Regions from separate parts of the Mus musculus genome. Here regions 1 and 2 are each linked to region 3. A link is a loop called in an ENCODE intact Hi-C map of the cell type or tissue named here. Cell type or tissue: heart. All regions are shown on one strand. Each heading gives the region's core, and the rest is flanking DNA. Links, peaks and the distances in the headings are about the cores only.

The links. Hi-C counts contacts between places; a loop is a spot of excess contacts. Peaks named below come from ENCODE experiments on the same cell type or tissue, not always from the same donor. Only the 100,000 strongest peaks of a DNase experiment are listed, where the experiment ranks them.
Region 1: it touches region 3 in a loop (1.9-fold over the local background); 6 of 42 quality-filtered maps call a loop at or near these places.
Region 2: a loop joins it to region 3, with 4 times the contacts of the local background. A loop is called at or near these places in 7 of 42 quality-filtered maps.

What each region holds. Positions count from the first base shown.
Region 1 is chr2:145,855,192-145,865,725 of GRCm38, reverse strand. It overlaps Rin2 (Ras and Rab interactor 2), which reads right to left. Exons shown (of 13, transcript NM_028724.4): 8 at 7,194-7,285; 9 at 4,552-5,712. Among named protein-coding and RNA genes, the nearest start is that of Gm39954, 34 kb to the left of the region's middle. In heart, for the core only: a CTCF peak has its summit at 5,100; DNase peaks (open chromatin) are centred at 3,395, 3,825, 5,095, 6,175 and 3 weaker places; H3K4me3 peaks cover 3,211 bases; H3K27ac peaks cover 3,565 bases.
Region 2 is chr2:145,877,780-145,888,313 of GRCm38, reverse strand. It overlaps Rin2 (Ras and Rab interactor 2), which reads right to left. Exons shown (of 13, transcript NM_028724.4): 11 at 9,339-9,470; 12 at 4,829-4,992; 13 at 698-2,711. The coding sequence ends at 2,391. It overlaps Gm39954 (a long non-coding RNA gene), which reads left to right. Exons shown (of 3, transcript XR_866798.2): 3 at 7,102-8,200. Among named protein-coding and RNA genes, the nearest start is that of Gm39954, 11 kb to the left of the region's middle. In heart, for the core only: a CTCF peak has its summit at 5,711 (motif pointing right); DNase peaks (open chromatin) are centred at 2,843, 3,263, 3,743 and 7,113; H3K27ac peaks cover 2,392 bases.
Region 3 is chr2:145,789,628-145,800,161 of GRCm38, reverse strand. The region is part of intron 2 of Rin2 (Ras and Rab interactor 2); the gene reads right to left. Among named protein-coding and RNA genes, the nearest start is that of Rin2, 8.8 kb to the right of the region's middle. In heart, for the core only: a CTCF peak has its summit at 5,396 (motif pointing right); a DNase peak (open chromatin) is centred at 5,401.

The sequences.
Region 1 (10,534 bases), core at 1,714-9,713, 65 kb before region 3:
ACAAACACATTAAAAACAAAACAAAACACAATGGCTTCACTCAAAACAAACAAGTGATACGAAACCAAACCAAAAACCTTTGGCAGACTCTGAACCAAAGTAGCAGTGGTTGCTTAACTTGGAAAAGTGACATGGGACCTCCCCTTTTAGAGGTGGGACCTCCCCTTTTAGAGGTGGGACCTCCCCTTTTAGAGGTGGGGTTTCTCACTAGGTAGCCCAGATCCACATCTGACCCTGGGGCTAAAATAATCCTCCTGCTTCAACCTCCTATAGCTGGGACTGTAGGTGAGTGTCCCTGCACCAGGCTCTCAATGTTCCCTTTTTACGAGTTCTTCATTCCTCTAGGCAGTTCAAACACATTTCAGCACTGTCTCTCCGGGGAAACCAACAAAGATCAAAAAACAAAATCACATTTTTTTTTTTTGTTTGTTTGTTTTTTTTTTTTTTTTTGGTTTTTCGAGACAGGGTTTCTCTGTATAGCCCTGGCTGTCCTGGAATTCATTTGTAGACCAGGCTGGCCTCGAACTCAGAAATCCGCCTGCCTCTGCCTCCCAAGTGCTGGGATTAAAGGCGTGCGCCACCACGCCCGGCCAAAATCACTTTTGAATACAGAAATCGATGTGCTCTGTGACAAATGTGGGAATTGAGTTTAAGGATGCTTCTTCAAAGAACTGAAATACTCTTTGAAAAAAAGCATGTTTTAGTTTAGAGCAATTAAAGAAAACATGATATTGTCTCGTTTTTCACTGCTAATTGTTAGGAATATGGAGAGTTGGATGTTTTGCCAGAATTAGTCATCTGTGGTGAACATTTTCTTTGAAATAGAAACTCTGAGGGCTACTAACATTTTCAGAGTTAGACAAATTTTGCTTTTCTTGAAATGAAACTTAAAGACAGGAAGAGTTCCCCAAGGCTGATACCAAGTCAAAGGGGAAAGACCGTTCTACTAAAATTAAAGCTCCCAATATTGCTATAAGTTTGATAAATAGATTAAAAAAAATAAACCAAGATAATATGGGTTCTCTCTCTCATTGGCAGTCAGAAACCAAAGCAAGAATACCAACAAGGAATGACTTTTGGGGTAAACGTATGGTCACACTCATCCACTGTGGTCCTTTATACCATGGGATCCCAGTTAGGAGTCTGACTCCCTCTGCCAGTTAAGAACTGACTGCAGAGCTTTAGGTAAAGCCTTGAAGTGTGTCCTGTCCTTTTAAAAACACTGGCTTGTTCATCCCTCTCCCACCTCGTGGTGGGAGGTGGGAGACCGAGTGAAAGCTGCCTAGAAGAAAGCCCATTGGTGGGCTCGGAAAGAAGGGAGAGAGGGGCACACCCTCATTAATGCCATTGTTCAACAGACTTACCAAGCTGATGCCAGGCAATTATATATACTCAAGACCCACTAAAGGGCAGGGCTTTGGGACAGTCTCAGTAGAATGAAAATTCCCCATTTTAGGACATGGCCACAGACAGTTTATTTTGACATTGACTCACTGCAAAAAGAAAACTTGACACTTGAGTAGAAAACACTCAAAAGGAGAGCAGTAGACACTTGAACAAAGTGAGTACGGTTGAGACCTCTCCTCCCACCCACCCATCTCCTAAAGAACCAGTCTTGGAAGGCGGTACCAGCACTGGTGGCACACACCGAGGAGATCCTTGTCCACAGAATTCATGAGGTCACTTCACCTGTGAATGACAGCTCTGATTCTCCAGGGATTAACCCATGAAACACCTCCTCCCACTTCCTTGGCTTCGGAGTGAACCTTCTGTAAGTTTGGGATTAAGTTAGAATTCCCATCTCCTATATTTGGTCCCCCAGAAGTTGTGAGAAAGGAAGACAGGAAGAAATTCTTTTGAAGCAGAGAAACCCAGATGACATTCCTGAAAAGCTTTCTCCGTACTCAGACACCTGTTCAGAACAAATTTGAGGCTTGAGATTCTGCAGATAGCTTACAACGAAGATTACTGCATTCCTTCCAGGACGTGAGATAGTGAGATATGGGAACAAGCATATACGAACAAGCACACGCACACACACACACACACACACACACACACACACACACACACACACACATTCACTCACCAGAGCACCAGAGATCAGAAGACCTGGGCTGCATACCACTCCCCTACAGGTCCAGGCCCATACATAGCTCTACACAACCTGGCCTCTTTTGGAACTTGCAAATGCTGAACAATATATGCAGAAATATACCAATATTGGTTAAAGAGTCTCAAAAGTGTCTTTATATCAACAAGTCCATAGGAAGCCACCCAGCCCTTCAACATAGGGAAATGTCGGGTTAACTCAAAGTTCTCATCAGAGTCCTAATTTAGTCACTTCCACATAGAAGGGGACTGACTGGCTTTCTAATAACCAGGATCGACTTCTTCCCCCTTGGTGTGGCTCTCAGACTGACCTCTGCAACACTAGCCTTCTCCTTACTTTCAAAAGTTCTTCAATGTCCTTTCAAAACACTATGGTTTTCATTCATGAAGCAACAGGAAAAGACTGCCCGCCTTCAGGCAAATGTTAAGAAAATACAAAACATCCCAAAGCAGGCTGGGTATGGCAGCACATCTCTGTACTCCCAGCAAGCCCTGAAACTAAGCAGGGTGACTGGACTCTAGACTGTGCAGCCAGGCTAAGAAATACAGTTAGACTTCTGACTTAAAACAAAACCGAACAACCAAACAACCAACAAATCAACAGCAAAACCAATAGAAAAGCACAACGTTTGATGGTTTTTTTGTGTTTTTTTTGTTTGTTTGTTTGTTTTGTTTTTGTTTTTTGAGACAGGGTTTCTCTGTATAGCCCTGGTTGTCCTGGAATTGGTTTTTTATATATGTTTTAGCCACAGCATAGGGCTAGCAAACTGTCACAACTCTTCCAATGATAGGACAAACACATGCAGTAGGGCTGGCACCGCAGGGGCTTGGGAGCTGAGGCTGGAGAACTGGCGGTTCGAGGCTGATCTGGGCCACTAAGTACAGAGCTTCATACCAGTTCAAGCTCTGAACTTACCAGCTACTAGATGGTGTGGGCTGGCATACAATCTGCCTTCCTCCATTCCTCAAGAGATAGAAAGCATTTTGACTAGGGTGTGTACGGAAGGGGAGGAGAGCGCTCACTGAAGCAGCCTGTCCAGGCTTCTCGTTCAAATGGGAGGCTCTATAGAGATGGGTTTCCTTTCTTACTAGGGGTCCCTGTGAACATGATGTTGGAAGGGGTCTTCAGGAGAGAAAAGACTCTCGGGCTGCAGGGGAAAGAGGGAACTTGTGTGGATATTCTGCATTCTGCAGAAGTCTCCTGAAAATGATTTCCATTCTTAGGCGTAGCACAAAGGCACATTCCTTTCAGCCACTTTCTCTGGAGCACCCGAGCTCCTTTAGCCACGCCCAAACAGAACCCTGGGCTAGGTCAGAGTCCCACAAGAAAACAAACAAGGCTTTGAGTCTTTTGTGACCAAATCAAAGAGCTGCTCAAATTGAGAGAGAGAGAGAGAGAGAGAGAGAGAGAGAGAGAGAGAGAGAGAGAGAGAGAGAGAGAGAGAGAGAGAAACACATGCTCTACCACACACTGTTTACTACTTTTGACAAACACACCCAATCAGAAAGAAGAAATCTGAGTTTAGCTAAACCATGGAAATGTTTGTAAACTCTTGGCTGTTGCTGCCCACTGAGTGAAGTCTCTGAAATTAACCTTTTAAGAGTCAATGCGTGAAACAAAAACAAAACAACAACACGATCAACAGCAGCAGCAGCAACAACAACTACAAAAACCCTGGCTACTCCCGCCCTGGAAAAAAAGACTGCTTGCCAAATTCAAATTTGCCTTGGCAAGATGCTTACCAAAGTAACAATTCAGCTCTCCTGTGAGGTTACAAAGAAAGCATTTCCCCTTGACTCTGGAGAGAATGCCTTTCATGTGATCTTCGAATTATGTCACTTAAAGGTACACCAAATAAACTTCTCTTTCCTATTTCTTGTTTCTTCCCACACTGCCTAATACAGACTCTGTAGGATGAAAACCAACAGGGAGGTCCACTTGAGGCTGGACAGGAACAAGGTCCCTGAGGGTTGGTCTGTGTTCTTTTCTCTGGGTTGGGGGGCTTGGACACAGGTGTGCTCCCCCCACCTCGCCCCTAGTCTTCATACTCCTAGCATATGCTACAAAACAAAAGCACCCACAACCTCTGGAAAGACAGTGAAAAATACTGTCAGTAAGCATGCAGGTTACAGAAGGACGCACAGCCAGAAAATGCTCAACAGATGTGTCACACGCATAGAGCAAGAGCAGGCAGCAACTGGGACCTTTCAAAGTGGTACAACCCCCACCCCTGGATAGAATCCTTCTGCAGTTCTAAACATCTGAAGCTTGGTGTGTAGCATCTGCCTAAAAAAGGGAGATCTTTCCATTCAATTCAGATGGGAGAGTGTGTCATTTGGAACTCCAGGTTAAACTTCATCCCAGACAACTAACAGGACACACCGGCTGACAAGGGTTACAGTACATTTTATGCCTGAAATGGGTAGAAGGGCACTTACCAATTTGGTCTTCTGGGATCAGTGACTCAATAGGGGGGTCCAGTTCAGAGCTCTGAGACAAATAGTTCTTGACCTGGGTCATAAACTGCCGGATGGTCTGCAGCATATCGGTGCTGGACACATGGCACTCCTTGTTCTCCTTCAGGAAGCTCACGTAGTCCTGCACCAAGCACCCAAAATAGGTGCATTTGTCCCGGGACAGCTCGGCGATCCTGCGGACCATCCGCTTCTCAGGGGTCATGAAGGAGCTGAACACCCCGCTCATCTTTCGCAACTGGGACTTGACAAGCTTGGGCAGCACAAAAGAGCTGTTCCTCTTCTTTTTGGACTTGATGGGAGGTGCCATGGTCTCTTGGTCACTCTCCCCTTCGTAGTCCTCCAGGCTGCTGGTGGTGTCAGCCTCGTACCCATACAGAGGCATGCTCCGGTCGAACTCCAGCGAGTCGGAGGAGGAAGTGGAAAGGCTCATGTCGCTCAGCCTCTGCCTGGCTCCATGGCACGGTGGTGGCTGTGATTCAGAGCCGGGCGGCGGCGCCCTTGTGCAATCCCCGGGGGCGTCCCTAGGCGGGGCTCCACCTGCGTGCCCAGCTGTGCCCATCTCTAACTCCAGCTCTAGCTCGGGCTCCGGCTCCGACCTCCGGCTGGGCCGGCGGGCAGTCAAGGTCTTGGCGCTGCTTTCTGCTTCCAAAAAAGAAGCCTGCTTCTTCAGCCGGGGTGGAGGGATGGGAGTTGGTTTTGTTCCAAGCAGAGCTACGTTCCCATGTTTGCTATGGTTGACTGTTTCTGGCATGCTCGTCTGGGGTTCAGTCCTGGATAGCCCAGGGCTTGTGTGCAGACTATTAATAGCGGGTGGCGGGGGCCTGGGTGGGGGGGACCGAGGTCTCTCGGTGCCATTCGCGTTGGGAGTCCTTGTGCTCGGCCGCTTTGGGCCTGTGCTGAGGTCCTGGCTGTGCACTTTCAAGAAAAGAGGATTAATAAAACACAAGGCTCCGTTGGTCTGGCTGCACTCCAGCTCCGAAGGCGTCCTGGTTTTTATAGAATGCACTCCATTTATAAGGCAGAGCTGACGCAAGGAGGCAGGGCAGATGCCGGCTGAGGGAAGAGGCCTATGGGGAGGTGGGGAGTTCAGGGGTTTGTTGTCTGCCGAGGAGCTCCAAAAATCTGTAAGTCATTATCAGCAAAGACAAGAATGTAAATATAGTGCACTCGGGACATTCCTACACACACACACACACACACACACACACACACACACACACACACTGTGGGGCAACAGGGGCTTAACTTGGGGTCTGCTTTTTTCCTTTGATCCTCTCCGCCCCCCTTTCCCTTACTGGAAAGGGCATGAAGGCAGCTATGGGTTCACAGGGAGACGCCACCAGGGGCCTCTCACCTTCAAAGCCTTTGAGAAAGGTTGGCTGAGCCAACAGGCAGCTCCAGCCCAGCCCTTCACACAGGTAAGAAGGACAAAGAAAACTGGAATGAGTCCAGGATAAGCTCGTAAAAGACACGGAACTACTGAGCCTGTGCTTTTCAAAATCCCACTTAGCCTAGAGAGCAACGCCACCCTTTCCAATCTACTTCTCCCGGGTGCCCTCCAAGGAGGAGGCGGCCAGCCAAGGAATCCATCTGGCCTCCAAGTTCCCCTTTATGAGGTAGGACCAGCAGCTGGGCCTGGGGGATATTACACAACCTACTTGTGGTTTTACAGATTCAGCATTAAAACCCAACAAAGAGGGAAAACGGCATTCAAGGGTCCCATCCCTACAGGGGGTAGACTAGGGATACAGAGTGAGTGTGTGTGTCTGTGTGTGTGTGTGTTCATATTAGGTTCTAGACATCAAACACTGTGTAGTCTGATTGTCAACCTATCCAAAAACCAAAGTCCTAAAATCTTAAAAAGAATTCTCTTTCCATCTAGGAGGAAAATATTTTAACTAAAGTTAAACTCATACTGATTCTGCCAGAGCATTGGGGTAAAGTCAAACCAGGTGAACTGTGTGTATTGTCAGCCACTGTGTGGTAGAATCTTGCTGTGGGGTGGGGGTGGGGCGACTAGCAGAAGCAGACTTACAGTGAGTCCCACCTGCCTGAGTAAGGACCTTAGGTAGGATGAGGGACATGGCCCACAGCAGTGTGTGTGTGTGTGTGTGTGTGTGTGTGTGTGTGTGTGTGTGTGTGTGTGTATAGCTGATTAAGAGGGGAAGAGACAGGTGTCATTAAGAGATCTTCATCCTTACTCTCCTCACAGCACCAGAGTAGCAGAGGTGCCTCTGTACCACTGAGGATAAAAGCCCCACACTGCACCTCTCTTTCCCTTAGTGCTGCCTTTCCCCAGAAAGACGCCACAGGAAGGGAAGGCTCTGGCATCTCAAACAGGCTTATGCTGAGCTCACTACTTCTGGGGAGCCCTGCTAGTTTGATGAGAGGAGATTTAGGGGTTACCGAGGCACACTTAGCTCCAGTATTTGAGAGTCGGATGGGCATTGGGTAATGAATCCTAGAAAATGTGACTCAGGGACCTCATGGTTCCATGAGCTGCATTTTGTTATGGAAGTGAGATTCTTACAAGTGTTTTTGATGTAGCATGGGGCCACAAGGGATTCATTTTAAGATAGAGCCATGCACGGACACCCACTTACTTAGTCCCAGTTGGGCTAGTTCTTCAAGCTGAGACTCCGTCTTGGCTGTTGAAATGGCATAAGGCAGCTTCAAGGTGAATGGCAAAACGTCCCTGTTGCAAGCAAAATGGAGAGAGAGAAGGTTTGTAATTACTTGGCTGGTGACTCTCTCTTACATTATTATTATTATTATTTTTTTACTCTGGAAATGTTTCATCTTAAACCGTCGAAAACATCTCAAGTGGACACCATACCACACGCAACCAGACCTTCTCTCTTTTTGGTGACTCTCATCTGATTTATCCCACTGTGGGACAGGCCGAGACACAAGGCTGCTTGATTGAATCTGTGCCAATGATCAAGTCTCCCTGATGGGTAGCATTAGGGGTGCAGAGTTCAATATCAGAATGATTATGCTGGCAATCTCATCACTCCTGCAATGCAGGGTGACCCGCTTGGCGAGATGCCAACCCTCGTGTTGCACTCTTCCTCTCTAGACAGGGACATTCGATCATCAATCCCCATCACCTTACAGGCAGCAGGCGCTCAGCAAGTGAGTATCTGCTGGCAAGGAAGTATCGAATGCAGTTTCACTGTGCCACATTCCAACTGGAGATCACTCGTGTGACCTCTGTGTGCTGGAAATGAAAGTCTCTACTGTGTTTTACAGCTGATGTGCTCTAACTTGGATGTACACATACATAGGTCTCGGGGGGCGGGGGGTGTCAGTCTAGTCATATTACAAATTGCATACTTAGATTCAGGCAATATGGGTGGGACTCCCAGGTCATGGATGTCACTTGCCATTGGATCAACCTTCGAAGGTAAGTTTCAGGTGCCTCATGTCAACAACCATCAAAGATCATGGCACCATGTGCTGATGTGCCATATGCAGAGGGGACCCAGAGAGTGACAAGCCTAATAGGAAAGCACCAAGCCGACAACAGGATCCTGCCATGGTCAGGGCATAAAGTCTTCAGGAGCAAATGCATGGGCCATGGTATGTTTCTCAGACAGGGGAGAGGCAGATGGAAGAAACAGCTGCTCATTTTCATCTGCAAGGCTGAGAACCAAGCTCTTAGAACTCATAAGGTTAACACAGGTGTCAGCACAAGCCCCTGTCCAGGTGAATGTCATATTCAAAGACAACAGTGACCCAAACAAAAAGGTGTTATTTATTTATTTATTGATAGTGTTGTTAGACTTATAAAAATTAATTATCTACTCCTTCACTCCACAAATGTTTATTATCAGCTAGGAGAAACAGACATTGTTCTGGGCTAGGAAGAAAACACACGTCCCTGCCAGAGGAGAGAACCAAGACAATGAACACTACCAGGATATAAACAAGTAAGCTATGTACAGAATTTATGGGAAGGGCCACAGACCATGGGAAAACATGTGTGAAGGGGAAACAGACTGCTTGAAGCCAGGTGTTAGGAGGCACGCTTGCAGCACTGTGTATGACAAGGAGGCTTAAGCAGGAGGATCAGAAGTTCCAGGCCAGCTGGAATTTGCCACACAGCAAATTCCAGAACAGCCTGCCTCAAAAATAAAATAAATAAAAATAAAAATATAAGAGGGCCAGCCAGTGAGATGGCCTAGTGAATAAAGGTTGTTGCTATGCCAACCTGGACACCCGAGCTTGATCCAAAAAACCCATGGAAAGATGAATGGAGAGACCTGAGTCCAAGAGTTGTGCTCTGGCATCCGGCATCCACATGCACGCCATGGCACCAGCAACCCCCCCTCTCCCCACTCACCCTTTAAAAAAGAAATTAAGCCAATAAAGAAAAAAGAGTATTTGAAAGCAATTGGAACCTAGGCCAAGATTTCTAAATAGTTAATTCAGATTTTATGTAATATACATATATATATACATATATACACACATACCCACACAGTCTGGGGGAGAAAGGGGGTCTCAAGAAATGACCAGTAGTTAAAGCACTTGCCTCACAAGTTTGAGGACCGGAATTTAGAACCTTTAAACCTATGTAAGTGTCAGGCGGGTAGATGACCCCTGTAACACAGCCTCATAAAGCAGAGGTAAGGAACTTCCAGAGCAAGCTGCCTAGTGAGAATAGCCATAGTGCTGAGCTCTGGCTTTGGCTGAGAGACCCTGCCTCAGTGAGTAAGGTGGATGTTCCACTGAGGGTGATTCCTGCAATAGCACATATATGCATGTGTGCCCTGCCCACATGCACCCACACACATGCACAATGCATACACGCCACACACACAAGCAGGAGAAGATGTATCCAGTGAGTAAATCACACAGGGAAGACAATTCCAGGGAGTGGGAACAGTTGGTGAACAGGGCCTGGGATGGGGAGGGCCTGCTACATGGAGAACAGCAGCAAGTGGGTCACTGTGGCAGGCACGGAGTTAGTGAGCGATAGAAACGGAAGCTCCCGCCTCTTATTTTGTCATCAAAACCATGCCTTGCAAGTTTCTGTTGAAGAGAATCACACACCAGATCATCCTGTTGTTTATGGTGAGATTAGGCAACACCGTGGAATGAACTAGATCAAATCTGGGCGGCTGGAAAAATCTTGGAACGCTTAAAGCTGTTGACAGTCAATTACAAAGCTGCAGAGTCCATGAAAATAACAAAGCAAGGGTGTTCTAACACCCGATTGTGTCACCCAAACTCTACCATGCTCTACTCCGATGTCAGGAGGCTGCTTCTCCAGCCCTGATTGACTCCTGCTTCCATGAGGCCTTTACACCTGACCTGAGATTGTGAACAGTTTCTTCAGTGTCCTGTTGGGGCAGTGACCCTGGCTCTAACCTGAAGTGGAGATCAATGAGAACTAGAATCTTGTAACATGAAAGTATATCGCAAACACGTGTTTGTAAAAACCTCACTCAGTCCATTCAAATCTACTTTCTTTATGCAATGCAGAGAAAAGTAACGTGTAACAAAACCAGCCTATGTTTATTTTAAGCTTTTCCCTAGCTCAGCATGCTGCCTGGAGTCTAAACATCATCTGACGGCTTGGGTTTTCTTAATGACATAGGACAGGAAGCTATACCTGGCTTTTGTTAATAGACGGTTGTAGGTTTTGACTTATTTAGACAATTAGATGTTGTACATGAGCCATCTTACACTGGAGTACCCAGCATCTTAACACTCACCCATGACACACACGCATGACACCCCTCCACACACACACTTCTTTCTTATCTCCACCTCATTTAAAAAACAAAGGAGCCCCGATGTTAAAGTTTGCACATAACAAAACAGAACCAACATCTTACATACAGAACTTTCTCCCAAGAGTTCCAGTACACGCACAATCTAGATTTATTTTATCTTTGCTCTGTATGTTTTGTTTCTAAAGAAAGAGAAACTAATA
Region 2 (10,534 bases), core at 1,433-9,432, 88 kb before region 3:
GCCTTCCTTCTGGTCTCTGAAGTAGCTATCTTATGGATATCCCAGAAACCCTCTGAACTTCCCTTCTCCCTATCCACAGGGATGCAATGGGCACTTAGCAGTCGCATGGCTGCAATCCCCAGAACACCCAGCAGAGGATCAGGCCTGCGATGCTAGCAGATTTTGCAATCCTAACTCTCAGCCAGGATACAGCAGAGGTTGCCTAAGGACAGGGAGGAGTTGTCTGCAGGACCCTGCCTGGCTCTGAGTTCAGATCAGTTGTGATTTGCTCTGGAGCCATCTAAGCCAAGTACTGGGCTGGATAATCGTGCAAATACTTGTGGGCCATGGACCAACTGTTCTCTTCGCTTTTTGATTTCTGTTCCATTGGTCCATAAGCTTTGGAGCAGTGTCCTATTTGCTCTTCAAAACTACCAGATCAACGTGGAGTTCATGGTTGTGTACTGTGTGCATGCGTACACATGTGTGTTTGCGCCCCTGGATGTTTGAAACAGGGTCTCACTATGTAGCACAGCTTGCCTGCAACTCACAGAGATCCATGTGCCTCTGCCTCCTGGGTGCTATGGTAAAAGGCAGAGGCCACCAAGCCCCAGCCACTGTCATGTACACTTGCACAGCATCTTTGGGTACATGATTATATTCTGACTCAAACAAATAGCTGCCACCACCACCACCAACAACAAAAAAGACAACTGAAGAATATTGCAAAAATTATTTTACATAGGATTATTGTACAGTATTACAATGTATTATGTGCAAAATTCCATTGAAAATCATTTACAAAAGGAAGCACAACCCAGCATGTGCCAAGGGAGGGTTCTGGGACAACAAAAGCCTTGTACAGGGTACGAGGTCCTCCAGATCAGATGCCTGAACATCCTTACACAGGATAGTAACATGGCTTTCTGCTTTTGTTTTGCAATGATCTGTATTACACTGATGTATGACCCTTCTGGAATACGTGTGTCCATAAACTCATCTTATACAACATAAGTCTAACTTCACCATACATCCATGTTTTCTGCTTGTTTTGCTCATTATTTGTCACACTGAGGATGGAACCCAGCATGCTAGTGTGTGAATGTTAGCTCTACCATGCCCCAACCAAATACAGAAGGTTTGTTTTTTGTTTTGTTTTGTTTTTGGTTTGGTTTTGGTTTTAGTGCATTCTCTCCCCATCAACATCTCATTGAACTCAACTAAACTCGTATTATACATGACTTGGTTTCTGCCTCCAAATAAATGGATGTCCTTAGTGTCGGCTTACAAAATGGGTCAGAGGGATCGTTATCCTTGATTTACTTTTCCCCAAAGCAGATAGCATATGGAACAGATCTTTGTCAAAGCTCACCGCAGCACATATTTTACAGTACTGACTCCTTTTCCAACGTCTTGCGAAGAGCCTGAACCTGCAGACTACATTCCTCAGTCCCCCCCTTAGAGTCTGTGTTTCTCTCTCTACCTCTCTCTACATTCATTTCTCTTCTAATTCTCAGCCTCGATTGCTTAAAAACATAAACAGACACCAGCACTAAAAGTGAACAATGTAACAATACACCGCTAAAAGTGAACAATGTAACAACAATGTAACAACAGTACACCCGATTTTTCAAAGGCAGCCTGTGGCCAGCGTCAGGGATTTCTTTAAGACAACCAGAAGTCTCTCCCCACAAATTTGCCGAAAATATCCAGTTATAGAAGAGAGATTATCTATGAGGCGTCTAAAATGCAGTACTCTCAAATCCAGCAAGAGATTTATCTTCAAATATTAAATGTTAAATCACATGCATACTTATAGAATATTTTAAAAGTTACAAAAATATTTTAAAAACCAATCCTGACAGTTTACCTGCAACTGCTATAAAATTTTCTATGAAATATATAAAAACACAAAGGCTCTTTGTAAAAAAAAAAAAGTATAGGATGAAGGATGGACAAAAGAAGGGCAAGAGGGAAGGATGGAGCCATCCACAAAGCTGAGAGGGACCTGACGAACTGCATCGGACAGTCTTGTCAACAGCTGCTATCGAATCCAAGAGAAGAGTTTGTACCTTAAGTGTTTCCTCAGCACATATACAGATGTGTAAGCCAACCCTGAAGCTGGCTAAGGTTAACTAGTTAACTAACCAGTGATCTCAGGACACCTGAACCATTAAATGCAATTTACCATTTCTGGATGAGAGTCTTACTATTTCCCAAATCTCAGCTACCTCATCTGGGCAATGTATCTAAAGGATGCCCTTGGCCAAATCAGCCTATGGATGGCTTAGTCACTGAACTGAGGGATGCTTGAGGAGGTGGCTGTCTTCTAAGCTCAAACCCAAGGCAGCCAGAAAGCTAGACTCTCAGCTCCCTTTTTGGATGTATCAATGGGAAGTCCCAAGTGTCCCCTATGAGGGAGTGAGGTCTTCTCCATTCTGGAAAATCACCCCGTAAGGATCACTCTTGATTCGTTTGTAGACAAAGTGGAAGATGTGGGGCTGAGGCCGGCTGTGCAGTTCGGCCTTGATCTTCTGAGGATAAGTGTCCTCTGCCAGTTGTTGCCATGTCTCATCAACAAAGAGAAACAGGCTGTACTCTTCAGGGTCCTCCACCTTAAATTTCTCAGCACAGAGCTGACACACATCCTCTGTGGTGATGTACGGTCTCACAAGGAGGGTCTTCCCAGTGCATCCGCTGTTGACCTCTTGGAAGGCAACTCGGAGGTAATTCTGCAAGGGGAAAACAGAGATGTCAGGAGCTAGCGCAGAAAAGAAAACAGACGCTGTTCAGAGGTAAGTGCAAGGCCAAACTGGAGAGCCACTCAAGGCTCGGGCTTGTCCAGATGTTTAGTCAGACCACACAGCTCTTGCCAGGAAAGATTCTGATCTGTACTTGGACAGTGGCAGAGACCATGGCGGGGACTGAACTGCCACGTGTTAACTCATTGCAAAGGGAAACAACAGGAAGTCCCGCCAGCCCTGGTTTTCATCTTTCTATATCCATTATAAGGCCAGCTGCTGAAGAGATCCTGACTAAGAGTGTGAACCATATCCAAAGTGGGATTTTTCTCAGCTTGAAAAATAACCCAAACAGCAGGAGAGTCTGGGGCAGCAGTTAGCAGGAAGGGATTTAAAACATCTAGACATACCAGCACCCATGATGCTTGCTTTGTGCCATTCTAGGAAGCCTACCCAAAGACAACAATGCTTGGTCAAACTGCTGAGGTCTGACCACTCTCCCCAAATGGTGATCTCATGCGGCGCCACCTTACATAAGACTCCCAGTCTCCCAGTGGCTGGGGCTGAAATGTGGGAAGAATCAGGGAAGGGATGTTGATTCTGCCAGAAGGCTTTTGAGACGGGGCTGACTAAGCATAACGTGATGCTGGGGAAGTAAAAGGAGCCGGCTGCAAGCTTGGCATTAAGAGTCATGTAGGTGCCTTAGGAGACAGTGAGCCTCTCGGGACCCCCATCTCCTTGCATATCCGATATGGCAGTAGCCCAACGTCTGCATGAGCTAAACAACTCACCGTGTGGATGCTCTTGAACAACCTAAGCAGGTGTGTGTGTGCGCACAGCATGTGTTGTTCTTTTGTAGTTGGTGTGTCTGAAAGGAATTTCTGAGAAAATTGCAGTCCTGGAGAACATGCTGACCTTGCTTTTCAAGCACGGGCTTGACTTTGAACCAAGGCTTGTTTTCAGAGAAGTGGGAGGGGGAAGGCAAGGGAGGAGAATCTGGACACAAAGGCAAATACATCCTGCCGTTTCAGGTTCCTGCTAGGGAACTGGCTGTGCAGCACTTGGAAATAAAGCACAGCCACGTTTCAGGCTTCCACAGGAGCCTTCAGATGATTGCCCAAAGAGAGCTGCAGATCCGATCCCCATTGCACAGACAGAAGGAACTCGGGGGTTGCTGGGCCAGGGAAAGGCTCTGTGTCACCCTATGGGGACCACACAGCAGCTCGACCTCTCAAACTGAGGTGCTGTCCTAAGAGCCGGACTGATTCCAGGGGATTCGGTTTAGAACTTGAAGGAGAAAGTGGGGAGGGGTGGCGGTAGAAAGATACCTTGTTGCACCTCCCCCACTTCCCAAAGGGTAACAGGGGTGGAGGGGGGGAGGGGATGGGGGCGCTGCAGGATAAGCACTGCTGTTTCCTGAGGAAACTGGATATCCGTTCCCTCTGCCTCGGCTTTCTCCTTTGGACATTTTGTTGGGTTAGGTATTTAACAGCAGGCCAACTGTGTGTATGTTTTATGTGGAGATAATTATATTTATCTTTATGTTTAAAAGTGAGTCACACCCAGTAGAGACTATGTCTTGACTTTTACTTTTATTTTTCCTTCTTTTTTCTATAAGTGTTAGGGAAGGAACCCAGGACATTGCACATTTGGTCTACCACTGAACTATCCTAACAGCCAGGTTTTGAATCTATAACCTCCCCCACCCCCAGGCTGGCTATATTGAATACCATCCACCAGATAAGGCTGGATAGCAGTGATGAACTGGCCCTGACAATCAGCAACAAGATCACAATTCGATACAACAAATCTTCCCCACAGGTGCCCACTGTTTTCCTACATTACCATGTTTGATAGGTTAGATACAGTTAGTGCACTTTTCTCTTCTAGTGTAGCCAGTGAGAACATGGACCTTTGAAAGTCGAGGTGCATCTGTGTACACGTCTAAAGACACTGGAGTGACCAGAGGGTGGCTTCATTATTCCTTTTCTACAAGGTGACTCCCCCTGAGCCAGGCCCTCAGGCCCTAAGGCCATGTGCTGTAGGAAATAGCTCTACCTTCCCTGGAGACGGGGAAGCAGGGCTGGGACTTGGACTTGGGTGTGTACCTGAAAGTCGTCAACGGAGGGGATAGTTCGGTTGGTGGTTCTCCGCTTGTGCCACTGCCTCAGCGTGTCCCTGGCTTCGGAGCTGAGCAGTCTCGCAGCCTGTTCTTCTTGGAAATTCTTTATCAGAGATAGCGCCCCATAGGCACTGGTCAAGTAATAGCCTCCTGGAAGAGCAGTGAAAATGGGTCCTTAGGAGTGTCACACTGGCGATGGCAGCGGAGATGCACAGACGTTAATGTCATACAATTCTAGGGACAGAGTCTAGGGACTGACCCCTGTATACTAAAATCTATGGATGCTTAATTCATCATTAAAAAAGTCACAGCATTTGCATATGATCTACATAATCCTCCCATAAATCTTACATCATCATTAGATGACTTAAAATACCCTGTAGAATAGAAACATTACATAAAGAGCTTAGGGGAAAGGACAATTAAAAAGTTTATATGTGTTTGTTTCATTTTTTTTCCTTAAATTTTACAGCTTGTGGTTGATTGAATTCTCAGGCGCAGAGCCTTACAGGCATGGAAGTAGACGGTGATTTCTCCATCGCTTCCACAGAGACTCACACCCTACAGCGTATCACTCATCTCTACTCAAGCATTCATCTCACACACATTTATGGAGTGATCCAAGCCTGTGCCAGGGGCAGGGAACACCCAAGAGCCCATAGCATTCCTGTTGCCACATTTAAGAGAAGAGATTTATATATTAAATACAGTGGTGTCCCTCTGAGAGTGCCATTAAAATTCATCTCTCCTGTCAGTGAGGAGTGCTGACAGACAAGAGACATTTTAAGATATCTATGTATTTTTCTTGGTTTGTCTTAAAAATAAATCAGTTGCTTGCTGAAGAATTTGCAAATGTGCTTGAGTGCCACTAGAGGGCGTTTTGAGGGCGTAGTGAGAATTCTCTGCATGCTACATATTTTGTATTTAAAGACATAGTCCTTCCATAAATCTTATATCATCAATAGATGCCTTATAATACCCCATAGGACAGAAACACTACATAAAGAGTTTAGGGGAAGAAGGACAAAATATCCATTAGAGTTCTACTATGTGTTCAAGACAGAGGTGGGGAACAGGAGATTATGAGAACCTGTATCCCTGTCCCCCAGAAGTGGAGACACACATTAAAGAGGGCAGATGTGACAATTGATTCACTCATAGACCAGAAGTTCATTGCAATCAAGTGAGAAAGAAGTGTCACTTTCATGGCCAAAGCCTTTAATTGCCCACAGGGAGCCTTGCAGAACTCTTTCTGACCCATGTGCAGGATTGAAATGGTTTCACCTCTCAGGAACATGGGTAACAGGCCCGTGAACCCGCATTGGGGTTGAACCTGGCAAAGCAGCCTTGCTGTTGGCAGTCATCGATGGAGATTCCCCCGCCCCCTTTCTTTCTTTGCAATGCTTTAGGGTGCAGCTAGCCACGGGCTCTACCATTTAGCCATAGCCACAAGCCAAGTCAGCCCATATCAGGCTTTTTGTTTAGAGTTTTCCTGACCCTACCATCCACAATTTAAGATCTCTACAGCAACTTTTGCTACAAATTATTAATCCTTAGTATCTGTCCCAGGAATAAGTCACACATGACTCAGTTTATAACGCTAGCTCAAGTGTGTGAATGCCACACAGGGGAGTCCAGGGCAATCTACACGACTACTAGAATCTGCATCCTGGTGTCAGCATTTAACAGTGGCTCCGGGAGCTACAATCCCTGTGGGGTGCTGAGGGGTTCCTTGGACTTTAAATTTTGACTCCACAGTCCTGATATGCTTAGCCCACTAAGGAGAAAACCTCAAATGCTGGAAACACAGAACTGGCCACACTTTGAAACATGTGGATCCAATTAGAGGAAGGTTTTCAATTTCAGCAAAACCATACCCCGCCAGAAGCAAGAGCTCTGAGCTTGCAAGGGGATCTATGGTGCTGGGCTGTAAATGAGAATGGCTGCTTACACAGCAGAAAAGACATGAAACTGTTGTAAAGTCAACCCAAGAGCGCTCTGGACAGGCCACAGAAAGCATGGGCCTGTGACACATGACTGCAGCAACTCTAGGTCCAGATCGGAGGAGCTGCAGTTCAATACCTCAGATTAGTCCAGAGCCGCGGGCAGGCAGCCTGCCTGGGCCATGCTCTCCCCAGGAAGGAAGGCAAGCAGAGTGCCTGGCACAGTTCATGCAGAGGAACCCACGGGCTGTTTAGACATCAGTGTATCCTTTTTTTTTTTTTTATATTATTCTTTTTTTTTTTTCCTTCCTCACAGGGATTCCTGCTGGCGAAGACAATCCTGCCCATCTGTCACAACGCAATGCTGATTTGTTCCCCTTTAAGAAGACAAGCTTGAAACCCGGGATCTCACTCTGAGGCACTGCTGGGAAAGGGGGCAGGAAATGGTGTCTCTGTCCTCAGACCACAAGACGTAAGCATCTAAGTACACACTGTCAACAACAGAAGGATGCTTTTCTAAGGGACACTGAGACACTCTTTTCCCCAAAGCCTCAAGGGGTCTTCTTGCTACTAGAAACCACCAAAATAAACCCCAAACCGCAATAATCACATGGTGGGAAAAGGGTTGGCTCCACACTGGAGCTTACAAATGTCTACCTCGGTGCCTGGACAAAGCCACACTCATTGTCTCTACTGCCCAATCCCTGGAAGAGGAAAAGACACCGTGGGAGTCACGGGCTCATATTGGAATATCTGGGTCCCCGGCTGAAATTTCATGGATACGGCCGGGTGAGACACAGAGGCCGGAAGAGCTCATTCACATCTGCCTCGGCTTGGGGACAGGATGGAGGATACTTATCCCAAGTTAGTGGCGCCCAAAAAGGGATGGGGCGGGCATGTCTTCCTAGATGATGTAAACCCAGGGCATCCCAAGGACAGGTAGACCTTTGTGCTCAAGCCCAGACTGAAACTCAACAGGAACAGAGAAACACAGCTGCCCCATCAGGGTCTATCTGGGTGCCCAAGAGACTCCTGAAAAGAATTAACAGATGTGCACACAGGCCCCGATTTGTCTCCTTCCAGAATGACCAGCTCACAGGAGAGTCCCAGCTCTTGTCGCCTTTCAAGGTTGTGAGCTACACAGTCAAGCATCTGAAGGCTCTTTATGATCCAACCTCTAACTGATGCAGAAGGAGCTAGGATGTCCTCAGTTAAGACTGAGCGCAGGGTAGGACTGAACCTGAACACCAAAGCAAACAGCAAGCACACCAATGGTGTTGTTTGAAACAAGTCTTTTGTTGTTGTTGTTGTTGTTAAGGCCAGCTTTTCATTGATTTTAGTGGTAACAATAGCAGGCTATTTTTCTATCAGTGTAACTATTCTTTAATAAAAACTCAGCAACTTTCTAAATAAAAGAATCCGTATTTTTTTAATGATATTTTAAGGGCTGTGGTTCAGTGATTGGCTACTTACTTGCTTTGCACATCTGAGGCCCTAGGTTCAATCCCTAGTACTTAGACAAACAAACAAACAAACAAACAAACACAGGCATATCAAACAAAGGGAAACCATATTCTAGTGGATGTTTAATTCTACTAAGTTAAATGTTGATTCTCAGGCTTGGTTGCATTTTCTCCTTTTTTAATTTCAATTTTTCTACAATGAATTACTATTATTACTGTAATTTTTTTTAAAGTCATAATTTGTTTGGGGGAACAGGGTCTCATGCTGTCCAGGCTGGCCTCTAACTCACTATTTAGTCAAGGATAACCTTGAATTTCTGACTCTCTCAAGTGCTAGGATTAGAGGCATGTACCAAATCACCCAGGCTAGTAGGTAGCTTTAAATTAGCTTTAAATTCCAATTAGTCCTGCAGTTAATCAATGAGATGTCAAGCAACCCAGGAACTGGTTTCCTAGCCACAGGGATGTATTTGGGGTGATAAAGACGCTTTGGAGCTAGATAGAGGTGGTAGTGGACAGCACTCTCTGTATGCACTCCCAGTCGTGTGTGTGTGTGTGTGTGTGTGTGTGTGTGTGTGTGTGTGTGTACACGAATGCTCGAATAAAGATAGACACCAGAGGACAACCTTTGGTATTATTCCTCAGATTCCATACACCTTGTTACCTGAGACTGGATCTCTTTTGGTGTGGAGCTCACTGCTGATCTGGCCTGGCTGGCAGGCCAGTGTGTCTCCACCTCCCCAGGGCTGGGATTGCAATTTATACCAACATTTCGAGCTCTGCGATGCATATGCTGGGGTTTAAAGGCAGACTCAAAAGCATTTCACTGGCTCAGCTATTTCCCTCACCGTGCTTTTAAGCCTGGTCTTTGCTGTGTAGCTCAGGCCGGCCTGGACTCCAAAGCGTGCTGCTTCAACCTCTCAAATGCCAAGGTGACAGTTGTAGACCACCGTGCCCAGGTCCAAAGTGGCTAATCTTACATTCCATGAATTTTATCTCAAATTTAAAATGTGTAATCCCCGTCAACTGCTCCTCCCCTCCCCCAAAACCTCGCTGTCCAGTTCCTCTGACACATGGAGGGGTATATTACCTTCTCCGTGCAGCAGTGATGGGTCCAGGAGTTCCATCATGTACTCGATTTCCGTGTCCAGTTCAAGCATGTCACACTGAGCTATGACATAGGTCAGGACTGGCAAGAAGTCGTCTGCACCGTACATCCTCCCTAGGATCAGAAGAGAGGGCAAGGTGGGATATTTTTATCTATGTTTCTTTCTTTCACATCCTATTTGCTGCTTTTATTAGCCACCAAGGAGTCATGCTGGGGAAATGTGCTACTTATAAACAGGTGTGGGAGTTCCTGGAATTCACTTACGTGGCCCTTGACTCTTCCCCCTGCTTTCTGGGACTAGCCCTTGCTCACAATCTCATAATGAATGTCTCCGAGACAGCTCAGATTTTCTTCCCATTTTTAAGATTTGTGCACTAGAACAGAGTGCTTTTAAGTGTTTTAAGCTGTTATCAAGGCATAATATAAACCCCGAATGAAAGATTTCCTTAGGCTAATTCTTTGCAGCTCACTGTCTTCTGTGTACATCTATTGAAAATGCAATGACAGACCAAACTTACGCCAGAAGAAAATTTTGCTCTCTGCTCAATGTTCATTTTATTTGTTTGATTTATTTAAATCTATGTTGATGAAAGAAATTCAGTGCATTGATGATAGCACCTGATTAATAGCAATATAGAGGGAGGAGGAGGAAGAGGAAGAGGAGGAGGAAGAAGGAGGAGGAGGAAGAAGAGGAAGAGGAGGAGGAAAAGAAGGAGAAGAAGGAAAAGATGGAGAAGGAGAAAAATAAGTCCTTATCTCTTATGTTGTTTGCTTGCAATGGTGGTGACTTAATGGCTTAAATGGAGTGATTTTTGCCAGCAGAAAGCACACTTGACACTATCTGGAAACAGTTTTCATGATCACAGCTGGAAGGTGAGGGTGCGGATGGTATTCAGGATGCTGCTAAGCTTCTCCAGAGGAAGTGGAACAGCCCCCACAATGAAGATAATCATGTCTGAAACAGTACCAGTGTACAGATGGAGAGACAATGCTATCAGAACAATGTAATCCTGAGCAGGTATTATTTTGGAAATTTTTATAAATGATCTCATGAGCTACAGAGATATGTGCTTCAGATTTCAGAGGCCTTGTCCACAGGCTGGCAATAGCTCAAGGTCTATGTGTGTGTGTGTGTGCGTGTGTGTGTGTGTGTGTGTGTGTGTGTGTGTGTGTGTACA
Region 3 (10,534 bases), core at 1,410-9,409:
TACATAGTGAGACGTTGTCTTTAAAAATAAAATAATAAAATAAGATGAACTTGAGCCAGGTAGAATAGTGCATGAATTTAATTCCAGCATTTGAGAGGCAGAAGTGGGAGAATCTCTGTGAGTTTGAGGTCAGCATGAGAGTTCCAGGACAGCCAAGGCTTCACAGGAAAATCCTGTCTTGAAAAAAAAAAAAAACCAAAATAATGATGATGATGATGATGATAATGATACTGATGTTGAAAAGCAATAGAAGACACTGGATGCCAACTTCCGGTCTCCACACATCCATGCACACAAAAGTAAAGAGTAAAAAAAAAAAAAGTTAAAGTTTAGTTCTGTATAAATAGTGACAGTGGAACCCACACTCCTCCGAGTTTGAGGTCACTAAGCACTTGACCTGACCTTAGGGGTAGAACAGAAAAGGGCATGGTGAATGTGGGCTTGGGAAACATGGCAGGGGACATCCAAGATGGGAGACTGGTAAGCCAAAGCCACACTGCTCTGGTGCGGGGTGCACTGGCTTTCTCGCCCTCAGTAGATGGTCACAGAGACCCCAAGGGTAGATAGACCCCTATAAGCAATTACCATCGTTTGTCCCCTGAGTCAGCTTTTCCCAACGAGAACAGTAGATCTGCAGCACACAGTCACAATTTCAGAGTGGAAGGCAGTTTTCCAACTCCTGGGATTACCACCACTCTAGTCTGTCTTGAAAATTCCAACTAGAAGGCTGAACTGGAAAACAAGTGAATAAAGATGTCTCTGGGCTGCCTGCCGCTGTTGGGCCGCCATGAGGCTGCCTGCTGGGGATAAGCCTTTCCTCAGAGCACACATTTACCCCAGGGTTAGTGTTAGTCACCTCTCCCTGTTATTCAAATCTTTTGAGAAGATCCTCCACATAGACGAGGACACAGTGTTTCTCTGTTGACGCTCACACAGCCTTGATGTCACAGTACTGCAAAAGTGATGGGTGGAGACAGGATTACACTGTCCTGACTTTAGGGACATCTCAGGAACTCCGTGTCACAAACACAGGAAGGCTACATAGTACATCTTGAGCTGGGCAAAGTGGCACTCCATTGTCATTCCTAGGAAGTTGACAGATGTTGGGAGGCCATCCTGGGCTGCCCAGTGATTTCAAAACTAGTTTGGGCTTTTGAGGCAGACTTTATCTCAGAGACAAATCAAATCAAATCAAAATATCTCAACAACAACAACAACACAACAAACAAACAAAAAACAGACTCTGCTTGAGGTCTCAGGATGTAGCTCAGTTCTAGGGTGCTTGTCTAACAACCACAAAGCTGTGAATTCATCCCCAGCACCACATATACTAGGTGTGGCAGCTCTGGCCTGTAATCTCAGCACTCCGGAGGTGGAAGCAGGAAGACATCAATTCAAGGTCATCCTCAAATACATTGAGTTCAAAGCCAGCCTGCATCAAATAAGGCCCTGTCTCAACAACAACATCATCATCATCATCGTCGTCTTCATCATCATCATCATCAAACACTTCTTGAAGCAACAGAGATAAAAGTCATTTAAAACTAGGCATGTCCTAAAAACTCTCTGCTAAGTAGTAAACCATTGCTAGACGTTGTTGCTCTCATCTGTAATCAGTGTGGTACTCAGGAGGCTGAGGCAAGAGACTGTCTGAGAGTTTGAGGCTAGCTGGGTTACCCAACTTCAATTGACAACAGCGCCCCTTCATGTGAGGCTATGTGTACAGAAGGCACGATCCACTACCCCACTCAAGTCACATGTCCCCTCAAGCACTGTGGAGCAGAGACCATTGGCAATCCCACCTTAGAGTTGAAGGAACTGAGGCTCTGAGTGCGTGGTGTAAACAGTGCAGTCGGGAATGATGGGCCAGGCTGAGGCCTTCCCATGAAGCAGGCCACATGCGGCTCTGAGGCATTGAAGTAGCACTGGGTTCTGGCTTTGGAAAAGCTGATGTGGGATTGTGGAAGGTGAGAAAATCCCCACGGGCCTCAAACCAGAGGCTGCACAAACCTTCTTCCTCTCCAGCTCAGACTCCCCAATCTACATAGCCTCTCTGACTGGTGGGCACTTCCTGGGCTTGTCCTACTATCTGGTGATATGAGACACACCCAGAAGCTCTGCCCCAGGGCTGAGGGCTTGTCTGGAAGCCTGAGAAGCCAGGAAGTTTATCTCTTTGCTGAGAACCTAGTGCAGTTCCTGGGAACAGCCCTTCCCCAGGAAGCTGTCAGTCACAGCAGCTCCAATGTCATACATCAGAGGCCATTCTGGGGTGGCCTGTAGGGCCTTGTGTGTCATAATGAAGACTATTTAACATTTAAATAAAAAAGATGTTGGGGCTGGAGAGATGGCTCTGCTGTTGAGAGCACTGATTGCTCTTCCAGAGGTCCTGAGTTCAGTTCCCAGTAACCACATTGTGGCTCACAACCATCTGTAATGGGATCTGATGCCCTCTTTTGGTGTGCAGGTGTACATGTGGGCAAAACACTGTAAATAAATAAACCGTTGTTTCCTTGTTTTTCTTGGACAGGCATGCAACAATGAACATGGAAGCCACTGGCTGGGGGTGTCTCGGATGTCCCTTGATCATCTAGCATACTAGTTCTTCAACTTAAAGTCACCAAGAGCCAAGACGGTGACAATGTTACCCAAAAGCCCCATACTTGCCTCTCTGGTCTCTTTTTGGTTTTTCCTGTGTTTGTTTGCTTGAGTGCCTTGCTGTGGATTGAAGTCCACAGATGAGGAATACTCCCAGCCCTTGGCATGCCCCTTTTGACCTTGGTCTTAGCTCTCAAAGTGTCACAAACATCAACAGAAAGTTTTCCACGCCATCTATTATTCATCTTCTCAGAAGTGATATACTAATTTTTTGGCTCTTATGGATTATGGAGTCTACAAGAAGACCCAGGGAAACTGGAGTTTGCTATTGGAACATGCATTATGCCTTCACTTTGACAATTTGGATTTGGAGGAGGGACATATGGCTTCCCTTAGATAGAACTTGTACTGTCTCATTCACCATAGCCCCTTCATTCATTATCGTCCTCCATTCTGAGGCCACATCTCAGCTCCTACCGAGCTCCTTTGGGCTGGGTTGGCTTTGCTTGCTTCTGTTGTCATCTGGATCCTGTAAGCTTCTGGGCGAACGCACTTCAGCAATTTCAAACAACCTATAGGGAGTGTGGCTCAGGAAGAAAAGGGACCCGTCCTCAGCGCCCGGGCTCCACAGCTAGCTCTACCCTAACTTTCTGGTCCTTTGACAGATCAGTAGCCCTGGCAGGTTTGTGTGTGTGTGTGTGTATGTGTGTGTGTGTGTGTGTGTGAGAGAGAGAGAGAGAGACAGACAGACAGAGACAGAGAGAGACAGAGAGAAACAGAGAGAGAGAGAATGTGTTTGTTTTACCTTCAAGTATGTCTGTGTACCACTTTAATGCCTGGTACCCATAAAGGCCAGGAGAGGGCATCAAATCCCTAGAAACTGGGGTTAAGGAAAGCTCCGAGCCTGTCTTGTGGGTGTTGGGAATTGAACCCAGGTCCTCTGGGAGAGCAGCAAGTTCTAACTGCTGAGCTATCCCTAGCCCCACGTGTTTGTTCATTTGTGATGTGACACACCACTACCTTTGATTCAGGGAACCAGAGCAGAATTGAAGTCAGCCTTGGCTAGCTAGAGATAACTTGTCTAAAAGCAAAATAAAATACCCCACAAACAAACAAACAAACAAACAAACAAAGAAAAGCAAGAAAAGAATTGCCTTTGAGAATTCAGAAACATGCAGTCATCTCCCCATGTCAATGTCGGGTGAACTTTCTCCATCAAGGGTAAATGTTTCAGGCTTTGAAGGCAATGAAGGTGATGCTATTCAGTCGGGCAACTATCTGGAGGAAACCCAGGCAATTCAAAACCAGTAGGTGTAGCTATATACAAATAGAAGTTGATTGGCAGATCTTTATTTTTGCGGGGTGCATTTTGTTGACTGTCGCCAAAACTCTGTTCTCTCTCCTGTTGCTTCTCTTCCATACCACACACTGTGCTTCACGAAGTTACCATTATTATTTTAAGTATTGGCTAACTGCCTGGGGATGGAGCTGAGGTAATGGAATGTTTGCTATTACACAGGAAGCCCTGGGTTTGATCCCCAACACCATAGGGTGGCACACGTCTGACATCCCAGTACTCAGGAGGAAGAGGCAGAAGGATTGGAAGGTGAACATCATTCTCAGCTACATAGTGAGTCTGACGCTCATTTTTTCAAGAGGTGGGCTCAACACATGCTAATCAGATGGTCCAAGAATGAGTCTCACCACTGCTCTGGGACAATCTTAAAAAAAAAAAAAAAAGATGGGAGTTTTCAATAGTCCTCCTTTGTTATACTCCAAATGGAAAAATGAGTTCTATGGAACAGATTTTAAATCTGCACAGAAGAAACCCAGAAAGAAAGCTCTCCAGATCACAGTGATCTGCTCTGTGAAGAACAACTGATGGAAAATGGGAGTGAAGGCTGGCAACATCTGCCAGGCACACAAGAACCAAGTGTGGAGAGGCCCAGAGGCTGCTTTCAAATGGCCGGGGTCTTCTGAAGAAATTCAGGAAGATACTGAGTTATACTTCAGTTTTTGGCGTGGTTTCTATAAAGACGGCACTTGGGTATTGCTATGTCCTCCACCTTCATAGCCTTCCTCAGTTCTCAACTGTACTAAGAATAGAATCTCAACATCTCACCCAGCTGCAAAGCCGCCCCATCTTTCTCCTTCCTTCATTTCCCTGCTACCCTGACTCCTGGTTCTATGCAGAGCCTCAGACACTGCTCCAGGAGTTTAAAAAGGCTCTTTTGTGTCCTTTCCTCCCAGACAGTTCAAACTACCTTTCACCTCCCCAAGAAGGTTTCCCAGCAACCACACAGGGAGCCATGCACTTCCTCTCCTCCTTCAAGCCCAGGTTTCTCTAACTGCTATGGAACATCCTGGGTACTGGTCACTTAAAGTCCAGGACTCACCCTGCCATCATGAGGGCTGATTCCATACCATGTGGATACCCAAATCTTGTATGTAAACCTCTGCACATACACACTGCGCATTTTTCATCCACTCAGCTAATGAACTGAAAACTTGGTGTTTTAGGCCAGGGATTAGCCACGGGATGCAACAAAAGGTCAGTAGGTCAATCTCTGCTCTGGACAAGCAGTTGGCTAGAGGGTGATAAATACATGACTATTCTTTCTTCCTTTCCTTTCCTTTGTTTCTAAAAGGCCGGATGCAGAGCCAGCTAGAGAAACCCCAGGCAAGGATTGTCTCCTAATTTACAATGCGCATCAGGATCTCTCCACCTCAGCACTACTAAAATTTAGGGCTGGTAAATGGTCCTGGGTGCTGTAGGAAGTTTGGCGGCACCTCTGGGCTCTGACCACTAGAGGCCAGTAGCTTCTCCATGCAAGTTGTGGCTGCCAAAACTCTGGCTAGGACTGAACCAGCTTCCAGCAGTCAGTCACCTGCACCTTCTCTGAGACTCTGAGATAAGCTCTCTGAATCTGGAAATACAGAGCACAAACATTAGGAGTGCCTCTATGTAACTAATTCGAAGAGCAAGCAATCCCAGATTATCCAGGTAGCTTGCAGCATGGGTCTAAAATGAAAGAGAAACCAAGACACACACCGCACACATAACTGAATGGCCTCCTCTCCTGGCATAGACTTGTATTCATGGTGGAGTGTCAGATAGCATCAGTAACACCACAGCTTCCATAGCCATGCATTGATGGACCTCTTCAGAGCACACATTGGAATGATTCATTTTACAACCCAGGTGGGAAGGTGACATCACTCACTCCATCTTCCACAGGAGAAAGGGACCCTAGATCATCTGTCTCTCACCTCTTTCCTTTTCTCCTGGTCCTGAATCTGTGGCACAAGCAGTCTCCCTGTCTCACCTTCACAAGTAACTTAGATCTCATAGATGTCTGCCGCTATACCTCTGAGCCTTGTTATTGATTTTTTTTTTAAGACTGGGTCTATATTACCCATGCTGTTCTTGAACTTGTGTACTCAAGAGACCCTTCTGCTAGGATTAGATATGTGTCACTAGGCAGTTCAAGGTTTTATTTTGCTTAAAAACATTAGACTCCCCTGGAGCAAACATGGAGACCTGCAGGCAACATTCAACTTTAGACACTGTTGGCTACAGTTTGCTGGAAACTGACCTACAAACCCACTTGACCTGTACTGTTGCTTTTAGCAAACACAGCATCTGCTATCTCAAAAGCTCGTGTTACTCCTTGAAAGGCATGTCCTGGGGGCTGGCCTGGGATAAAGGTGTTGAAATCACTGGCAAGAGGCCTGTCCATACACCTAAAAGGCAGACTAGTGTCATCTCTAGAGAAGGCCACTGTCTCTGGTGACCTCTCTATATGGTATTTCTTGGGCAGGCAATCCAGAAAAGTTGCAAAAGCAGCCAGACTGCCAGGGTCATGTGATGTGGAAATACTTCCACCAGGATCCCAGGGTCCTAGGGTCCCAGGGGTCGAAGCTTGAGTCCTGAAGACCCTACAGAGCTCAGCCAGTGTCCTCAATTGAATGGTAAAAGAGAAAACGAAGCAAGGAGAGGCATTCACTGATGTCAAGAACATCGGGAAGAGGTAAGAATGAAGGGGTCCAGTGACCATGTATGACATGACATGAGGCTTATGCTTAACCAAAGAGTAAGGACCACATGGTCCTGGTCAAGGTGTGGTCTTCCTTATCCGAGAAACATCACTGTCCCAGCTCCCTCAGAACTGTGTGAAATCTCCCCTTCTGGCTGGCATCATCCTTGAGTATAAAACTCCTGGGGGTAGCAGCCATTTCTTGGGACCCACTCCCTTAGGCTGCCTTTTCTCTCGCCGGGATTGTTATATACCTCAGAGCAGAGTCAGGCCAGGTGGACTCCCATGTTCTGCCTTATCCAGTAGTAGGCTGGTTCCCCACCTGTAAAAGGAGGGGTTTATGCCAGATAAACATTAACTCTTTGCTGCCCAGGGTGGTGGCTACCAGCCGCATATGGCTGCTGAACATCAAGATATAGCTGATACGAACTGAGACACGTTCAAGTGTAACACGAGGGGGCTTTTAAAAATGTATTTCGGCACATGTTCATGCTGCACATGCTAAAATATACTATTGCAAATTTAAAATACAGGACAAAAATGAAAAATTCTTATTTACAACTTTTGCTTTCATGAGATACAAATAAATCTTGCCTTTTGAAATTAACTTTACTTGTGTTTTACTTTTAAAAGAAAAAACAACAACAACAAAAGACCAACCATTTTTTATGTGACTACAGAAAAATCTTAAATTACATCTGTAGCACATATGTCTCCAGGGAACAACGGCCTTCTCTAGCCTTTGTCTATCAGTCACTATCTGTGGGCAAAAATGTATTTATGAAAAATAGAAGGCACAGGCAAATGCCAAAGCAGGGGTGCTCTGCAACATCACAAATAAACCGTGACTCTGCTTGTCACCCTGACTACATTTATAATCGTCTCTGTGGCCATCATAAAGTATTTGGGGCCGTTTGCTGACAGACCATCTGAGTGAGCTGGCCATTGGCAGATGATGCTCACATTCTTGGGGACAATAAGGAAGGAGGAGAGACAGCCACACTCATCTCTATGGCTTTTAACTGTCCACAGATCCACAACAGGATTCTTCGCTAAATTGAATTTGGTTAAAATGGGATTTAGGGTTCTACCTGTCATTTTTCATTCCTCCGCCATACCTTTCTACCGTTCTGCAACAGTGACTTGACCTTTGGTTGTGCACGTGAAACGCACTTCCATAACAAAGGTGATTCTGAGAACTCAAATGCAAGGAGAACCACTGATGTCCAAGCTGCAGTGAGGCTCATCCTGTTCTGGATGACTGAGGCTCTGCTCTGAAGACTGAAGACCGCTTCAGGAGTCCAGCAAAGACTGACAGCCAAGGGAATTCAGTTGAAATGAAATGAACCATCACCCAGTCAGTAGAGCCAGATTAAGCCAAACACCCCCATCCTTTACCATGCCAGAGAGCTCTCCTGTGGTTTCTCTGATATGTAACTAACTGCAGGTTTCCAGATTCTAACAGACAAGCTCAACACACCAGATTGTCTAAACCATGCAAAGCAACCACACAGAAGGATCTCTGACATGCTGTCCCTGCTGGGTTAAGGCCCTTGAATGAACCCAGAATCTCAAGCAACTCTACCCGTATGCTATGCTCCCAGAGGTTCTCAGCACTTGTAAGGCAAAGTGAGCAGGGTCTCTGTGATCCAAACACCTTTCCCTCCTGGTTCATTAAGATCAACCTTCACCGCATCCCTTAGGCTCAGGCAGGCGAAGAAGTTCCACTTAGGATAGGGGGACTCTACACACAAGTCCAGGCAGGCAAGGGTGGGTCAGTCCAAGAAGCAGAAAGGCATTCCTATAAATGTGGGTGGCATGGACTAGGCACTGTCTGCATCATTCTATACTAGGAGAGTGAAGAACTTCCACCTAGGGCCCGAGTCATACTACAGAAGAATAGGAAAAACTTCCCTGATGGAACCAAGTGGTGTAGTGAAGTTTAAATCCTGGAACTATGTTGGGACCACAGCTATGACTTTCTACATGCCATTTCTACATATGTGTACAATGGTGTGTGTGTGTGTGTGTGCGCGCGCGCGCGCGAACACACATGAAACTTGTTCAGCTAGCTGGCCACCATCCCTGGAATCATGAGTGTATGACACTGAACCCAGCTTTTTCCATCATTTCTACTGCAATTTTATTTCAGGCACAAGTGAAGGCAGATCCTCATTTAGCCTGTGTGAGTTCTGCCAACAGTGAACAGGGTAGTTCTACCTAGCCTGGAAGGATAGCCGAGGCAGAGGTGAGGGGTAGGTGGTAAGAGGGCAAACCTTGGAGGCTGGCAGACAAAGGTTTGGCCTCAGGTGGTAGAGACTTGAGGGAAAGGCAGCTAGAGCCTGATAGTCCTAGAATATGAAGACGAAGCCTGCTGACTGGATCTGAGGTAGATCGCTTATATCAATGGACCGGGTTTGGTGGTAGTGTAGCTGGATGGGAGTATCATCTATGAAGGGACTCTAGCCAGCCCAGGCCTGGCACACACAGCCCTGGCAGACCTTGTCCCTTCTTCCCCATTCCTTCTGCTTTGCTAAAAACCATTAGATTACATTCCTGAAGTGAGCCCCCAAGGCCTATTCCCTTATTTGGCCACTTCCTCCTCTTGAGGCTGACAACCAAGGCCCAGCTATCCAAAGTACTGAAGTCCAGCAATCAAAAGCCCCCTTTAGCTCACCTAATTAACATGCCCAATTAAAATTAAGTACCTCATCCTAACACGGGTTTTCCCCTTTTAAACTGTCATTTTTCCTATGGGCCATGTCTGTCTCCTCTCTATCCAGAGACAGTCATTTGTCCTCCCTTCCCCCCCAGCACATATACCTCTTACCCCTCTCCTTTGCCCCTTTTCTCCCCTTTCCACTGTTCTCCTTCTCTCCTCCCTCTTCCTGTATCATCTGTCTTTGTCCCTTATCCCTGCCTTTTGTCTCCTCTGTGCTGAGCATTTGGTCATGGGGTATCTTGAACCGACTTCTGAGGTTTCCTACAGAGGTCCTCAGCAGATGGTAGGTGCAGTGGGAGGAAGAAGGGAATAAACTTTGGGGATTTGTGAAAGACCTGTCAGCACAGGGTCACTGAATTGTACAGGCAGCTTGGAGGAAGCTGTGAGATTCAAAAAGGAAGGCTCATGATGACTGAACATGCACATTGCTAAAACTGGAGCATGTTCTGGAGTAATATCTTTCATATATAAACTCTTTCATCCAATTCACCCTTCAAATGTGGTTGCAGTCGGTGTACATATCTATCACCTGGCTACAGATAGCACGTTACCCTGTTTAGGGTTCCACGTCCCTCCATCTCCCCATGTTTGCATACTGGCCTTATAGAGCAGGAAAAGAGTATTTTGATTTTTAGTTTTGTTTTTTTGTTTTTTGTTTTTTTTTTTTTTTTTTTTTTTTTTTTTTTTTTTTTTTTTTTTTTTACAGAGGTAGCTAAGGAAAATGAATCACGATGCTGTGAACAACTGGAAAACATGTGTATCCAGAGTAGGATTTATGTGGCTTCCAGGATGTGACCCTACAGGAACCATGACCAAGGGCATCCACAGTTACTCCAGGATGCTTGGACCATCTGGGTCTTTTCCATGCGCCCCATGTCTTCTAACCTAACTTGCTTCCCTGACCCAGGACACGTGAGAAACCAAGAAACCACAAATCAAAGCTTGCCACTGGTGGTTAGCAACTCTGCTTTAGAGCACACACTGGGCAGGGAGAGTAGTGATGAAGAAAAGGTTGCTGAATGTCTTCCAATGAATGAGCTCTGCACAAAAACCACAGAGCATTAATAACCATGAAGGATGATAAGCCTAATGTGAAGTTCAGTTACGAGTCAAGACTCCTCATCTTTTATGATGTCTGAGAAGAAGTGCTTTGCCACTGCGTAGGTATCATTCTGAATTA